2 separate regions of the Mus musculus genome follow, and region 1 is linked to region 2. Evidence: chromatin loops called from intact Hi-C (ENCODE). Cell type or tissue: left cerebral cortex. All regions are shown on one strand.

Region 1 (8,000 bases), 210 kb after region 2:
TCGAGTAACTTTTCAGCCTAGGATGAACTGAGGGCAGCAGGACAGGCAGATACCAGCCGTCGGCTGGGGAGACAGTCGTCCAGTGTCTCCTTCATATTTGTGATTCTGATAACCAACAATGTGCCTCCTTTTGAGAGTGGACCATAATGATTTGTTTAAAAATACAAACACAGTGCTAACCCAGCAGGCAGGCAGGTCGAGGGGAGATAAGATGTCTTAGGATGATGAAAACATATAGGCATAGCATAAAACCAAGCCCTGGGTTTAACCCCAGCGGTAGTCACTGCCTCAAGGCAACAAAACACTATACAGAGAAACAAGGGACAGAAAGTCCTGAAATTGCATGCCTTGCCTCATGCTGTTCACCTATCAGAGCAAAAGAAATGGCTCTGTCAATTAAATACAAATTATCAATTATATATAAATACATAACTACTTCCTCCAAAGTCTCCTTAACTTCAGTCATGAGTCTGTCTGTCTCTCTCTCTCAAGATTTTGTATATGAGTACACTGTCTCTCTCTTAAGACACACCAGAAGAGGGCATTGGATCCCATTACAGATGGTTGTGAGCCACCGTGTGGTTGCTGGGAATCAAACTCAGGACCTCTGGAAGAGCAGTCAGTGCTCTTAACTGCTGAGCCATCTCTCCCGTCTATCCTTTTTTCTTTTTTTTTTTTTTTTTTTTTTTTTTTTTCTTGTTTTGTTTTGTTTTGTTTTGTTTTTTTTTTTTTTTTTTTTTTTTTTTTTTTTCATTTTTTTTTATTAGGTATTTAGCTCATTTCCATTTCCAATGCTATACCAAAAGTCCCCCTTACCCACCCACCCCCACTCCCCTACCCACCCACTCCCCCCCTTTGGCCCTGGCGTTCCCCTGTACCGGGGCACACAAAGTCTGCGTGTCCAATGGGCCTCTCTTTCCAGTGATGGCCGACTAGGCCATCTTTTGATACATATGCAGCTAGAGTCAAGAGCTCAGGGGTACTGGTTAGTTCATAATGTTGTTCCAAGTGTAAATTATCTCATTTTAATTGGTTAGAAGAAATAATACTTTTTAGAGTGTCCACACTACCCAGTGCAATACCACCACTATATTCAATGCATTTTCTATCAAATTTCAAATAATATTTTTATGGATATAATAAAGTCCTAAAATTCATAGGGAAACTTTAAAAAAAAAAGAAAAAAAACTCAATAGTAAAGCGCTCTTAACCCAAAAAAGTAAAATTGGATAGCACTATTGGACTAAGGATATATTACAAAATTATAATAATTCAAATAGTTTGATAGTGACGTTAAGACAGACAGCTCAAACAATAAAACAGAACAGAATCCCACATAAACTAAATACACAGGGTCATTAGCTTTTTTTAAAAAAATTACCCTTTTCCCATCTTCAGTTGTCGATAGATAGATAGATAGATAGATAGATAGATAGATAGATAGATGGATAGATGTATCCATTCTCCTTTCTCTCCCTTGAGAAAAGTCAAGGAAGAAAGGGTGGGAAAGTCAGAGTGAGGAATCAGGGCTTCAGAGAAGACCCCCCCCCCCCCAGCTTAGCAGACATCACGAAGAACTGCATTGTGGGAAAGTGTCCACAGCTGCTAGCAACCACAGTCTCCTTGGCAGGGGTGGAGAGCTGTGAGCAGAGAACAGAGGCAGACCCAGGCAGAGGCTGCTTTTCCCAAACCTTGGCTGCCAGGAATGACCACAGACCACATGCTGTGTGAACACTGCGTACGGGCTGTCCTTGTGGGCTAGGTGAAGCGCGTGGGGCTGGCATGTTCTTCCTTCCCAGTCACTGGAGCATAGTCCTCCATGCCTCTCAAGGAACAAAGAGCCCCCGAAGTGCAGAGCTCACCTGGGCTCATCACTGGGTTGCAGACGGACGGTCCGTTTCAGCTGCTCTTTCAGCCTCAGTAGTGCCTGATCTGGTGGTATACAGCCACAGCCAAACAGACAAAGCAAGATCATGTGCCTCTCAGAGTCATCCCTTAACCCCAGAGAAAGGCTACTAGGAGACCGTCCGTAGGCTGGAGAAGAGCCCACAAAGCTATCTCTCCGCTCTTAGCCTCCTTTCACCTTACCCAAGGTCACACTCGTCCCTGAACCATGTGAAAGACCAGGCATGGCCACACATGCACCTGTAAAGACAGCCCTGTGGAAGGCGGAGACAGGAGAGTCCCTGGGGCTTGCAGGCTACTCCCTCACTTCTGTGTTCAGTCAGAGAATCAGACAGAAAGTGATAGAGCCAGACACTTGATAGCCTCTTTGTGTGTGTGATGCACCCACCCACATACATACAAAAGGAGATGTCTGAAACAAGGGAGACAAGTAGTATCGTTAAGAAAACTTTACTAGAGAGACACACATGGGGTGTGACTCATCTCATGCTGCTGTGATCTGTGTAGACAGAGGGCCGCACACAAATGGCACTCCTTGCCAGAAGGGGTCTCTGGACCAAACACAGTCAGGCTCTGGAAATTATGGAAGCTTTTGGTTTTTCTGATCCCCCCTCCCCCATTCCCTATTGTTTGGGGCTTTCGTTTTTAGCTTGTACTTCCTTCACAGACATGAGGAAAAGCAATAGCGTTTTAACGTAAAGTTGTCTTTAAATGAGTTTTTAAATTGCTATTGTTCCTTGTAATAAAGCTACCTCTCCAATACTGGCCTCTTTATCTACTCAGTCCCCATTTTCAGAGTTATTACACAATTAACACAATTCTTCTCTCCTTTCCTCCTCTCCCTCCCCTATCCACCCCACCCCCCAAAGTATGGACTATGGAAGACACTTTGGCAAAGGAGTCTTTTCGTTTTGGTTTCTCTCTCCAAGGCACTTGTCTATGAATCATTCTTACTATGGCAGCAAACACTGATGAAACCATTTAAGTAGCTTCTCTGCAACCTTTGTGACCTGCACACCACATCCAGGACTTTGAAAGTCATGTGCTTAAATGAACGACACCAGAGAGCTCACTGGAGGCTTCAGCTGAGATGGAGGCTCTGGGAACACTGGCAGCCCATGCCTCAGCAGGCAGTGTTGCTGGCATCGGTCCCCAAATGGCTGGCTTTGTCCCCCTCTCTACAAATCCATCTGCTTCGAGAGAAGCATCTGCTCCAAGCAGCAGCCCTGAAGCCTCACCCATCAGGCGGGGCGGGGGCTCCATCTCTATTTCTAGCAGAAAAAGCCTTTGACTTTTCTTCTATCCTGAGAAATGAGCTAGCCATTGAGGCCAGAAAATTCTTTTTTAAATTTATTTTTAGCCGGGCAGTGGTGGCGCATGCCTTTAATCCCAGCACTCGGGAGACAGAGGCAGGCAGATTTCTGAGTTCGAGGCCAGCCTGGTCTACAAAGTGAGTTCCCGGACAGCCAGGGTTACACAGAGAAACCCTGTCTCAAAAAACCAAAAAAAAAAAAAAATTTTTAATTTCACACACACACACACACACACACACACACACACACACACACGAGAGAGAGAGAGAGAGAGAGAGAGAGAGAGAGAGAGAACGAGAGAGCAGTGCATATGGGGTAGGCGTATATGCACATGGGTATGCAGGTACCCTTGGAGTCCATAAGAGGGCGCTGGAGTTACAGGCAGTGGTGAACTGCCGGATAGGGTTGCTTAGAACTGTACTGGGGCTAAGCTGTATCTCCAGGTCCCAGACTGTTTAAACGGCTCAGTCAGCAAAGCCCTTGCCTCACCAGCTTGAAAGCCTGACTTTGGACCCCCAACACCTCTGTAAACATTTGGGTTCTGCACTGCATGTCTGCAAATCCAGTGCTGGGAAGGGAGAGTCAGGATTCCCAGAGCTTGCTGCCCTTCAGTCCTAGCAGCTTAATTAGTAAGCCCAAGGCTCAATGTTAGCACTGACTTTAAAAATCAGGTGGAGAGCATGAGGGGGAAAGACATATGGCCCCTGCAGTGATATGCAGAATTACTGTGTACACATGAACATATACGTGCACACATACACTACAATAGAACAATTTGTTCTTAGTCAGGTTTGAGCCTAAATGCCTGCATGTTTCTCCCATCTCCTAACTCTGACAGGTGGGTCAAGCTCTCTACAGGTTGTCAGGGCCCAGAGCCTTCTCAGGATCCTTGGTCTACATCAGCCTGTGACTGTGCCCATCTCAGGTAACTCTGGGAGAAAGCGACTCTCTCACAAGTCTCAGCTGCCAGGCAACCATGATTTAATCTGAGGCTGACCACAAAACCACAAGAGAATTGAGATGTGGGAAGATGAGGAGGCTGCCTGGGTCATGTGGCCAAATACGCTCGTTGAGATCTGCACACACTGTCCTCTCCGGTAAATGGCTTGCTGTTCAGCCCCAACAGTCCCCAAGCCACTCCAGAGAATAAGTCACCTTGGGGCAGAAGGCGGGTGAAACACACCTTCAGACTCTGCACATTCCATGGCCTATGAGCCACCAGCCAGATACTCCCTGATGTCTGCCAGGAATGTCTCCAGTGCCTCCAGGCAGGGATGTGGAAAGAGGCCCCTGGCAAAGCCACAGGGCAGAGGAAGGAGGAAGCTTATGAACTGAAGGGAGCAGGCGTGAGCATGTGGAAGTGAGTGGAGAGGTCTGCTGGAGAACCCGTAGGGTTATATGAGTATTAGCAAGAGCTTGACATGCCTTGCGGAAAACCCAGCACTGTGGCTGAGACAGTCACTCCCCATCCTGTCCCCACACTCAGCGCCCACAGCAACCAGAATCCTCTGCTGCTCTGAGGCTAAAGAAGCCTGCTGGGACCTGGCCTAAGATAGCCACACTCAGGAGTCTGTGTGCCCTGCATGCAGGAGTGTTGCCTGAACACAAGTCCTTTCTGTCCCGCCCTTGGTACAAGGGCTCCCAGGAGAGTCTAAGCCCCTCACCCCCGCTTCCAGACTGCCCTCCTCCCCACTCTCTCTACCTTACCTTGGATCACAGTCCAGCCCATACTCTGTCCTTGAGATATGTTGGGTTCCAAACACAGCTACTGGGCTCTGCACTTTACCCCGAATCTCTAAGTCCTAGCCCTGAAAGACTGTGGAGGCTCTGAACCCTGGTGCCATCTCCTTCCCCACACAGCCAGCTCAGCCCCCGGGTCTTTCCTGTACCTCAGAGGCTAAAGAACCTCCAGTAGGTCTCCCTGTGGCTCTCTCTCTCTCTCTCTTTTTTTTTTCCTTCTCCAACTGAAGACAGAGGAGGATGTAAGAATCTGCCTCAATGCTAACCGGGGACCACCTCGCTCCACCGACAAAAGCAGTTTTGTTCAGAGTTTTATCTGTTCCCCCTGGGATCTTTTTTCTAGGTTGCAGGGGTGGATCTGATTGGTCTCACCACAATGGTGAGAACATCAGACACCAGACACTATGGGGATTGGTTAATTATGGCAGGCCAGCCCACCCCAGGGTGGGGCTGCCTAGACTGCTTACAAGTTGTCTCCTTTCAGGGCCTCTGCCCTGGGAGGGGGAAGAGTTCGAGCCAATCCTCTGACCGCAGAGGGTCAAATCCCTTGACTGGGAGCTGGGTCCACCTCAAAGGCTGGCGCAACCAAGGACCCCACCCTGTATCTGCTTAGAAGTGAAGGCAGGGTCAGACTAAAGCTCCCACTGGGGCAGCCTGGGGAAGAACAGACCGCCTACCCAAGCAGCCCGCCAGGTGCCTTTGTTAAGAGTTGATTCATCCGGAGGGCTGGCCACGCCCGCCCTGGGCTTCCTTTTTCCTGGAGCGTGAGGTGATCCACTTCCTCTTTAGTTTAAAGCCGGCCTGAGTCAGAGTTTCTGCCTCTCTAGCTGGGAGCACCGCCCATTTCCTCCTATTCAGCACAGACCTAAAACCACACAGTCCAGTGTGATGCAGCCAGACCGAGCCTAGGATCAGCAACCTTGCAGGCCAGAGGGCCACATCTTGAAGGGACAGAGCACCAGAGGGCATCTTAAAGTTCTGATCGGAATATTCTGCTTGCAGATCATTGGTGCAGGGAAATGCTGTGTTTTAGGCCTGTTGCATTTTGAGTCTGTGATTATGTGCCTCCCTAACACTGAGATTAGGGGGTTGAAAAAAGGGGTATCTCAAAATACACCCCGTCTACCCTTCAAATAGCCTATCCAGATAGGCCAAAAAGTAAAGTCAAAACTTTAACGTTTAGAAAAAACACACTCACACACTCACACGCTTGCACAGAGAGAAAGAGAAACAAGCAAGATGACCTCTGACCCTGACCCTTCAGGCTGCCCATGAGGTCGCAGCACTAACATGAGTTGAAAGTTGCAATCCTCAAATCTCAAATTCATCCGGTCTCATTGTAAGTAAAGACGGGCTTGTGCGTTTAAACTTATATTCTCACTCTTTGGTCATCAAGCCTTAGTTCAAAGCAATTGTGTTAAATACAGAATTTATGAAAGATGTACTTCTTTTAGGAAAGGTTTGCTCTGGCATGTGAAAGTCCAAGGATAAAGATGCTGGCCAAGACCACTGGACTCCTTAAAATATGTGAAAGAGTGGGCTTCCAAGTCTAATTATGAGGCTAAGTTTTAGTGAAGCAAAGTAAGAATGTGAGCAAAGCACCCAGGAATCAGAAATGCATAACGGAGCAGGAGCAGGGAGCAGCAACCGAGTCGCATGGCATTTTGGGAGTAACTGTGCAGCTGGAACCTTCCTTCTAGAAACCCAAACTGCTTGGAGAGATGATGGCAAGAGCAGCCGCTTCTCCTGCAGAGGATTGGGTTTGGTTGAGGTCCAGGTTCAGTGAGAGACCATGTCTAAATATAAGGCAGAGTGGCTGCATGTGGTACTGCACACCTTTGATCCCAGCACTTAGGAAACAGAGGCAGGTGGATCTCTTATGAGCTTGAAGCTAAGATGGTCTACATAGTTCCTGGTTATCTAGAGCTACACAGTGTGACCTTGACTCAAAACAAACAAGTCAGAGAGGAATTGAAGCTACTTACCATGGGCCTCTGGCCTCAACTCACACAAGTATGCACGTGTACAAAGAAAGACACACAAAGTATCAATACACAGAAAATAATAATCTCAGTGTCATAATTAGCTTAAACTGTCACCTTGACATGCTAAGGACCACCAATCAAGGAATTGCCCTTATCAGATTAACCTATAGGCATATCTGGGAGGTATTTTCTTGACTGCTAATTGATATAGGAGCAGCCAGCCCACTGTGGGTGGTACCATCCCTAGGCATGTAGGCCTGGGCTATATAAGAAGTATAGTTTAGAAGCAAGCCAGTAAGCAGCACTCCTCAATGGTCTCTGCCTGAGTGCTTGCCTCCAGGTTCCTGTCTTGAGCTCCTCTTGATGGGAGAATACAATCCTTTCATCTGCATGGGTCATCTTTATCACAGTAACAAAAAAGCAAAGTAGGACAGTCATTAGTTCCCTACTGTTCCTGCCAGCATTCATGGAGCATATGATACCAAGGTCTTGTCCACAGTGAATGACAGTCAAGGCCCCGCCCACAGCACTAGTCCTCCCTCCCTTTCCCTCATTACAGGTCTCATATCTCTCCTGGGGCCTCATTGAGTCATCCTTACCATGTTATTCCCATTACAGAAATTCTCTTCCTCTTTTGTCAACCCACAGAGGACTAGAATAGCGCCAGCCACGTTCCTCATTACAGTGTCCTCCAAGTCATGAGGCAGAAGTGGATCTGGAACCATCAAACCAGATGTGAGCTCTCTCTTTTTTCTTAGACATGTGGGCTGTGAGAGCTGTTCACTCTCTCAGGCAGAGGCAGAGTGCACCTTCCAGTCTGAGCAATAGATTCAGTTTCCCAATGGCTGGCTCAAGACGATGGAAGAAAGACCCTGGACGTGAGACTGGCAGAAGGGGGTCTTCAAAGCCAGCAGGCACATGCTGTAAATCAGCAGGATGCCCTAGCTGCAGCAGATGCTTGCCCTAACCTGACTTAAACAGTAGAAAGCCATGACCCCGTAAATAACCAAGAGCAGGCCATGTGAATTCCAAAGGAAGGTGGTTTGGGGGTTTCAAG
Region 2 (8,000 bases):
AGCCCTGTTCTTACCTGCAGGAACACTCTCTCTTTCTCAGAGATACATCTGTAGCGGTTCCCAGCTTCTGGCCTCCTCCCATTTTCAAATATACATCCAGCTGCTACAGAGAAGCCTGGCTAAGAAATGAACATTTCTTTCCCTCTGCTAGCCCATTACCTCTCTCTACCTCCTTCCTGAGTCTCACCTACCTTGACTTTTAAAGAATACCCCATTCTTCTCGGAAACACTCGACAGCTTCCCTCCCAACAAATCTCACGGGTAATATATGTCCCATGATGAAAGTGATGAAGCTTTTGGATCTCAGCACTTGGATCCCTCTCTATGTCCCCTCTCTGGGCTACCAGCACAGTGAACAGCTGGGAGGGGCCATGTGAGGCATCCCCAGGCTCCCGTATCACTCTCACACTCCCTCTTAGAAAGCTCCAACAAGCCCCATTTCTCTTTTCTTAACAAGTTTACTCCATTTCAGAAGTAAACTATTTCCTATCCTCCTCTTCCCTGTCTTTCTGGTTTTGGCACGAAGTCTCTCAAGGTATCCCTGGCTGTCCTGAAATTCATTACATAGACCAGGCTGACCTTCAACTTACAGAGATCCTCCTGCCTCTGCCTCCAGTGTGCTGACATTAAAAGTGTGCACCACCACTGCCCAGCCCCCATCTCAGTTTTCTTCATGAATCAAAAGAAGTTTGTAAAAACCAAGCACAGACATCCAATGAGAGTAATTGTATCTAGAAATATGTTGTTTCAAATAACTTCTCTTTTTTGTGTGTATTGTGTGATACTCGAGAAAGCTTCCTTCTCATTAACTAACACAAAAGAGTTGTTTTTTTCTAAATAGCTCTCAAACTTCAAAAGTCATAACAGGTACAGTTAATTAGTCAATTTGGCTGCACAGATTTTTTTGGAGCATTTAATACAAAAGGAAAAATGGCATGTATCAGTCAAGAGGAAAAAACAATCAAGTGGAAAAAGAAATAGTTGTGACTTTTCAAGATAGAAAAGTGACCTTCCCAGTACCTACGACCAAAAATAGCCAAGAGGGAAGAAAGTGCCTCCATGACTCCATAGAAACTTAACAGGGAGTAAGAATGCGTTTTTTACACAAACAGCACCAGCTCATAAACACCCAGAAATGTCTGGGTAAACGCACACTGCTCAGATGTCAATTAAAATACACAGATGTTTTTTTTAATCAGACAGATGGGCGAAGTCAATGGTTGTACCACCCAGTGAGCCATGTGCACCAATTTGCACTCTGCTGGAGAACTGTGGGCGGGTGCACACACAGGCAAGCAATCCGTACCACTTACATATTGCACATACATGCCCTCTTTGACTTAAAAAGGTCATCCCACGAGCTGCCCCAATCCCTTGTAAGCTGCAGCACTTGGGAGAGTGGACCCTGAACTTTGATTGCGCAGCACAATGGAGCTTGCCTTGCACCTGAGTGCAGGTGAGCTGGCCCTGAGGACACAAGAGCAGGAGAGCTGCCCCTGATTCCTGCTGATGGTACCATTGGGTGGCCTAACCAGAGCAATGCTGGAGAGCTTGCCCTGGTGGTGTAGGTAAGCGAGAACCTGTGGCTGACCGGCTCAGCTACTACCCAGGCCAGGATCCAGGGCTCTGAGTTGGCCCACCCCCAAATCTATACTACCCGTGAATGGTTGAGACTTGTGAAAGGGACAGTCCTGCTGTTCCAAAGCTGCAGGATCTCCATGACACAGGACAACAACAGGATAAAATGGAAGGAGGTGTCACAGAAGCCAGAGTTTTGGAAGCAGACCAATGACTCATTGCAATGAAAATTTGCCAGTGACGACGTGTGGACAGAGGGGTATAATGTGGGATGTGCTGTGACACCCTACAGCTTCCATGATGAGATGTTTCCTATGCGTTTTTGTTTTGTTTTCTTTTGTTTGCTTGCTTACGTGTTTTGTGGGGAAAGTTGTAAGGGCCAAGGGCAGATATGAAGAAATGGGGAGATGAGTGGGACCGGGGTGCATGATATAAAACTCACAAAGAATCAATAAAAAGTTTAAAAAAAGAAAAGCAGCTGTTCCCACTGCCCCACCTTAAATATATTCCTGTTTCACTCCCTCAAAATGATGTGCACACAATGCCTTTTCTTTGTAACAGGATTTTTCATAGCAAAGACTGGGAAGTATCTACAAAGTATCTACATGTCTATCAGTCCTCAACTGATAGACAGGCTTTACTAAATCTGATATAACCCGCTTTACCTCTTGCTTCTAGTCCTCACTGTTCCCAGCAGGCCTTGCTCTGTCTCCGGCTTGCCCTACAGGTGCTGGCTACAGACTCTTACCCGCACGAGAAGTCATATTTATTTCCTACTTAGAGTGTTCTAATTACAAAACGCTATGCACTTTTATCAAATGGCTTTTCTGCAGTCCCACAGAGAATCTGGGGACTTCTCATCATGAATGTGATAAATTGGTGAAATTTCTCACACCTTGATATTGCTCAGAAGCACAGTACTCTTCCCCATGTTATGTTTTTATTCATTTTCATTAGTTTTAAAATTCGTGGATCCACTTACAAATAGACGTTTGTCCACCGGTTGAGTTGATTTATTCATTTTCCCTCCTATACCACATAGAATGTAGCCGAGACAATCAAGATGTGAGTTTAATTTGCACTGGCGTCAGGTTGGCAGGCTCCGCTCAGTCTATCACACTGTCAGGAAAATGGGAAAAAAAATATGCATGGCTTTCCCACAGCCGGTCAGTGTTAGTAGGAAGTAAGTGCCATCTCGTCAGATGAAGAACAGGATTATCCTGAATAACTCTGGATTTCTGGCAAAGGTGTATATTTTTATTCAAGATTTATTTAGCTTCGTGTACCACCCCCATCCTTGATAGGTAATGTAGTTATTTAGAAATGCAAGGGGTGAAGCAAATATCTCATGTCTCTTTGGCTCCCAGGCCCCTGCTGCGTGTTGGACACACAAGGATGAACGTGCTTCAAAGAATCTAACAAAGGGAATGTTTGGATCAGTAATAACTCCTGAGTAAGATGGCAGCCTGGCTCAGTAGGAATGTGGCCTGTGAAGTGACTGCCTGGCTCACTGAGGGCAAGTGTAGCTGTGAGACTATGAGGGTTAAGTTCAGGAGCTCGCTCTGATCAGTGTAAGGTGATAGAGGCCACTAGCAACCTAAGATGGCGCTGGATGCCCAGTTTAAGGTCAGCAGAAATACAGTTGAACTAAACTAAAGATGGAAAAGAATGAAAGATGGAGACAATGAGAAACTGTAAATACATCTGGTGGAGGCAGAACGTGTAGAGGAGGGTGGAAACAGGAGGAGGTGCTAGAGAGATGGGGTGCAAAAGAGGGGGCCAAAGCTCTGGCTTGGTGTGACCCCCCCTTCCTTAGCCAAGCAGGTGATGTGGTCATTTGCTGGACAGGGCTGGGCAGGGCCTTGGCAGTGAGCATGAAGGGAGGAGGGTGAGAGGCTGAGCGACTCTAGTGAAGCACACGGGGGTGGGGGTGGGGGATGTCATGCTTTCCCAAGGTCTTTGGTGGCATAAGGGTGTTTTCATGGGCAGTGGAGTAGGCTCTACTGTTTTTAAAATTCAAGAGTTTGAGTGGTAGAAAGTAGAGACGGCAACTTGGAAGGGAGGGGATGGGCTGAAGTCCAGGCTTCATCATGCAGGGCCATAGGAAGTGGGCCATGGTCAATGCCCTCTCCTTCCTGGGTCCTCCCCTTCCTTCTCAAATCATCCCCGATATAGACAATGGCGGGTCTATACCCTCTTTCAAAGTTACTTGCAAAGGCTGGGAGATAACTGGACCTTATCCCACAGGACAGAGGGCCTTTCAAAGACAGGTTGATAAAACCCCAGGAAGAGGCCAGCGATCACATCTTGGCCTTGTCTTGGTTTGATCACACCCAAGAACTGATTTTGCCTCTAAAGCTTGTACTTTGTAACATTGTTAAAGGCTCTGAAAACTTTGTTATTTTGTTTTTGGAAACGGAAATTCATGCTTAGCAGTCTGGTGTGGCTTCCTCTGAAGGAGATGGTTGTGAGGGCAGGGACCCTGTGACCTTTTAACTGTGAAAGACCAGTTGCTTTGAGGGTCCAGTTCCGGATCAAAAAACCTCACCAAGGGGGACAAAGAAACATGAAGACAGCTCCAGGAGCCTGCTTTGGCCACAATGACTGCTGTATGGACCACCGGGAAGTAGCTGGATGTTGGTAACTGGAATGACCACAAGATGGCGCTACAACATGTCATTGCAAATGTATGTTTCCTTGAGAAGCATGGAGAGATAGAAGATGCTGCACTGCGGTCATAGGAGAAACAGGCATGTCCTTTGGGACTCCCGGCCATCACCTAATTTACTTACTAAGCTCCAGTGTTTAGACAGAGCTTCCTTACTTGCCTGGCTGGTCAGCAGGGCATAGCTTCTAGTGACAGAGGCTGACTGTCTCACTTGCTGGAAAGCCCTCTCTGATGAGCATTGTGGAGGCGCTACAGTGTTGGTGGACAGAGGTACAGACACGGTGCTATGGAAGTCTAGAGGACACCAGTTAGGGCTGCTTTTTAACTCTCTCCTCACCAAAGTATTCCTCCTTTGCACTTAATAGACAAAGGATTTTGTTTAATGCATCATTGAGAAAACAGAATAAGACAAAACACAATAAAAGGCCAAGCAGATAAACAGGACAGAAAGACTGGCTGCTCAAACAAGAACTCTGTGGCCACGCTAGCAGCTGGACAGTGTCCAGAGGAGACCATCCCTGAGGCACACTGTTCTCCCTGCTCCTTAGAGGCAGGGCAAGAGATTAAACAGCAACAGATAAAATTAATTATAAAGAAACAGTTTATGTAACCGGATATATCAGAACATGGCCATTTTGATACGTTAGGAATGGCAGGCCACAGTTACATTTAATTCTGAAGCTTTATAAATCTAGCATGAACCTCATTTACACTCTGCTTCAGTTCATCAGCTTCAACTGGTAGTCCCCCACACGGCTGCCTCAATGAATGGCTCAGCGTTGGTGTCAAGGGCCTACCTAGGTTGGCTTGGTATAAAGTGTTTTGTACCCACGGTCAGTGTCAGCAGGTAAGAGGGCACCTGTCCTCCTATGGGCATGCTCAGAACACTCTACCTACTTGAGTTTGGCAGTACCCAAGACAGAGCCTATTTCCCCAAACTCTGCCTGGACCTGAAAACTAGATTTTGCACTATTTGCTATTAATGAAGCTAGTTATAGGTCATATTTATATTCCTGGATCAACTCCCAATGTCTAATAATGGGGAGAAAGAGATAACTAAGAGACGAAGGGTCAGGAAACCCACTGTTCACTGGCACGTCAGTAGTCTGCTGCAGGGCTCAAGCTACCACTTTGGCCAAGTGACTGGGGGTGACTGCTCCCCATTTTGAGTTTGTTTTCTGGCCCTTCCTCATTGACTTTGGTCAACTGAATAGGGTGGAGGTGAGGGGTGGCCGTGACATTGGGTCTTAGGGACACTTGTAGTTCCACTCATGGCTTGCAAACTTTGTATCCAGTCCGGCTTGACAGCTTTTACCTGGGGCTAAGACCAGGGGGTTTTGGACTCCACAGCAGCCTGGCAACTTTCTCTCAAAAAAAATTAAAATGAACTGATTTCCATCAATATTAGGACAAAGCAACTGCAGTAACCGCTGATAGTACTACAGACCCAGGGAACAAGGTCACACCCTTGCAGCCTCAGGCAGCCCCCCCCCCCCCAATCCAGAGTCACAGTACATGCTCATGATCTGATGCCAGCAAGTCTCTGGTGGCTTCTCTGAAGCGCAGTTTCAGCCATATACTTAGAAAGCACAACCATGTGGAGATTGAAGAGGCCAACTCTGACTGAGAGAGAAATCCCCTAAGACAAGGGAAGACAGTCTTCACAGAGAATGGAGGACATCTATGGGAGACACACATTTATGCAAGCAGGACCATTCCCTCTCCCTAGGCAGGAGACAAAAGAAGCTGTTGGGTCCCCTGATAAGGGAAGAAGCTCGCAGAGGTAGGAGATTCGAGCCCACATGGAAGTCCCAGTTGCCACACTAAATTTAGAAGCAGTGATTATAGAGACTTCGAGGGAAAGAATAGGAATGTGAGAATTTCACACTCAGTCAAACTATTGTTGGACTTGAGCGGAGAAGAAAACTGTCTGACCACCCACACACAGAGTGATTATTCAGTAAAGCATATCGCCCACCCAAAAGTAAAACACTCAGAGATGGAGAGTCCAGCTCCAAATTCCAGTCTTTTCCTAACTCTTCCCTTAAAAAAAAAAGTTCCAAGTCAAATTAGTCTCCCACGATGGTTATAAACAGGGTGTATTGGTCCAGTGAGTCTGGGAACACGCACGTTTCCTTAGCAGTGACTAACATGATGGCACACCCATTTCCCCCAGTGCCTGCCAACTATTCACCCCCCCCCCCAGTTCTCTCCTAGGCTCCCCGTCTCAGTAGAGGACCTCCCACTGCCACCAAGCCAGAGGAGAGGAAAGTCATGAAGGTTGACTGGCTGCTGCTGGTCCTGAGTCAGAGCTCTGTGTCACCCTGCGTCGCACGCAGATGTCTGATAGGATGGATATGATGCAGAACATCCTGGGTATTTTGGAGCCACGCCCACACGTGCCTACTGGGGCACTGCCCATGGAAGAAGGAACCACAAGTAGCTACTAACCAAGCTCCAGGGTATCCCTGCTGTCCCCGGTCCTGGGAATGAGGCAGTGTCCACTCTCGGTCTGATTGCTGTGTGTTAGCAGCTGTCTGTGAGTCCCAGAAATAAATATGTAATATTGAGCTGCCAGTCTAGACTTAAAGATCCAAATAAGCTCAATTCAGAAGCATGAGAGATGAATGGAAGCCTGGGCATGGCCACTTACTACTTATAGATAGAAGTGCTCACTAACAGCTCCAAAGCTCATGAATAAACTCCAGTGAGAGGGCTGGAGAGATGGCTCAGTGGTTATGGGCACTGGCTGTTCTTCCCAAGGTCCTAAGTTCAATTCCCAGCAACCACAGGGTGGCTCACAATCATCTATAAAGTATCTGGTGCCTCCTTCTGGCATGCAGAAGTACATACAGATAGAATACTCACATAAAATAAATAACTATTCAAAACAAAACAAAAAACCACCAACGAGAAAGAAAAGAGATAAAGCCACAGCTTCATCAAGCTCCCTTCTCATCTCTGCCAGAGAGAAAAGAAGCCAGGAAAGAGGACTCTGGAAACTCCACAAGCCAACCTGACCTAGTGGACATTAGCAGCCTGCTAAGTCCATGGTACAGACTGCAATGATTTCCAGATGCTCATGGAACATGGATCAAAACAGGCCATACTTTGGACTTTAAATCAAGTCTACACAGTGACCAGAACCAAGATCACACACAGGGTGCTTCCTCCAACTGGAGGCATACCCACCCTGTGGTAGAGCAATTCCCTAGAATGCACAAAGCCATGGATTAGATCTTGACACCAAACGCACACATGGGAACTAAATTTGCAATCTGTAATGGAACTCTGAATAACCTCCAATTACTTGGAAACTAAATGACACTCCTTTCTGTTGCTAGACTGTGAAAGTCAAGTCCCAAGTGTGTTAGGTCCGATGGCTACACCGTGAAGCACCTGGAGGTCTGGGCAGACAGGGCAGAAGGACCCTTTCTCTCAAGCCAGAGGCCCATAACTCTGTCACTGGGCAGAAATCTGGGTGCTGGCAAGGCTGCACACCTGGAGGCATTAGGGGAGAATCTATGTGCCCCCTCAAGTTCTGGTGTGCCTAGACACCCTGGCACTGATCGTCTCGTATTCCCCATCTCCTTCGTGCCCACACGGAGCTCTTCTTGCTGCCTGTCGTGATCATGCAATGCCAATAAACACACCGGTATGTTTTCCACAGTGTCTGATTTACTGGACAACAGTACATTCACAGAGCTTAGCAGTTTCTTTTTTCTTTTTTTTAATGAATAGACAAAAATGCATT

Evidence for each region. Hi-C counts contacts between places; a loop is a spot of excess contacts. Peaks named below come from ENCODE experiments on the same cell type or tissue, not always from the same donor. Only the 100,000 strongest peaks of a DNase experiment are listed, where the experiment ranks them.
Region 1: a loop joins it to region 2, with 4 times the contacts of the local background. A loop is called at or near these places in 13 of 42 quality-filtered maps.

The regions. Positions count from the first base shown.
Region 1 is chr17:13,678,253-13,686,252 of GRCm38, forward strand. No RefSeq gene overlaps it. Among named protein-coding and RNA genes, the nearest start is that of Gm24867, 6.9 kb to the left of the region's middle. In left cerebral cortex, CTCF peaks have their summits at 3,613 (motif pointing right), 5,657 and 6,767; DNase peaks (open chromatin) are centred at 2,344, 3,073, 5,637 and 7,598; H3K4me3 peaks cover 1,435 bases; H3K27ac peaks cover 1,821 bases.
Region 2 is chr17:13,468,383-13,476,382 of GRCm38, forward strand. No RefSeq gene overlaps it. Among named protein-coding and RNA genes, the nearest start is that of Rnu6, 40 kb to the left of the region's middle. In left cerebral cortex, a CTCF peak has its summit at 4,228 (motif pointing right); DNase peaks (open chromatin) are centred at 4,256, 6,126, 6,570 and 6,895; H3K27ac peaks cover 808 bases.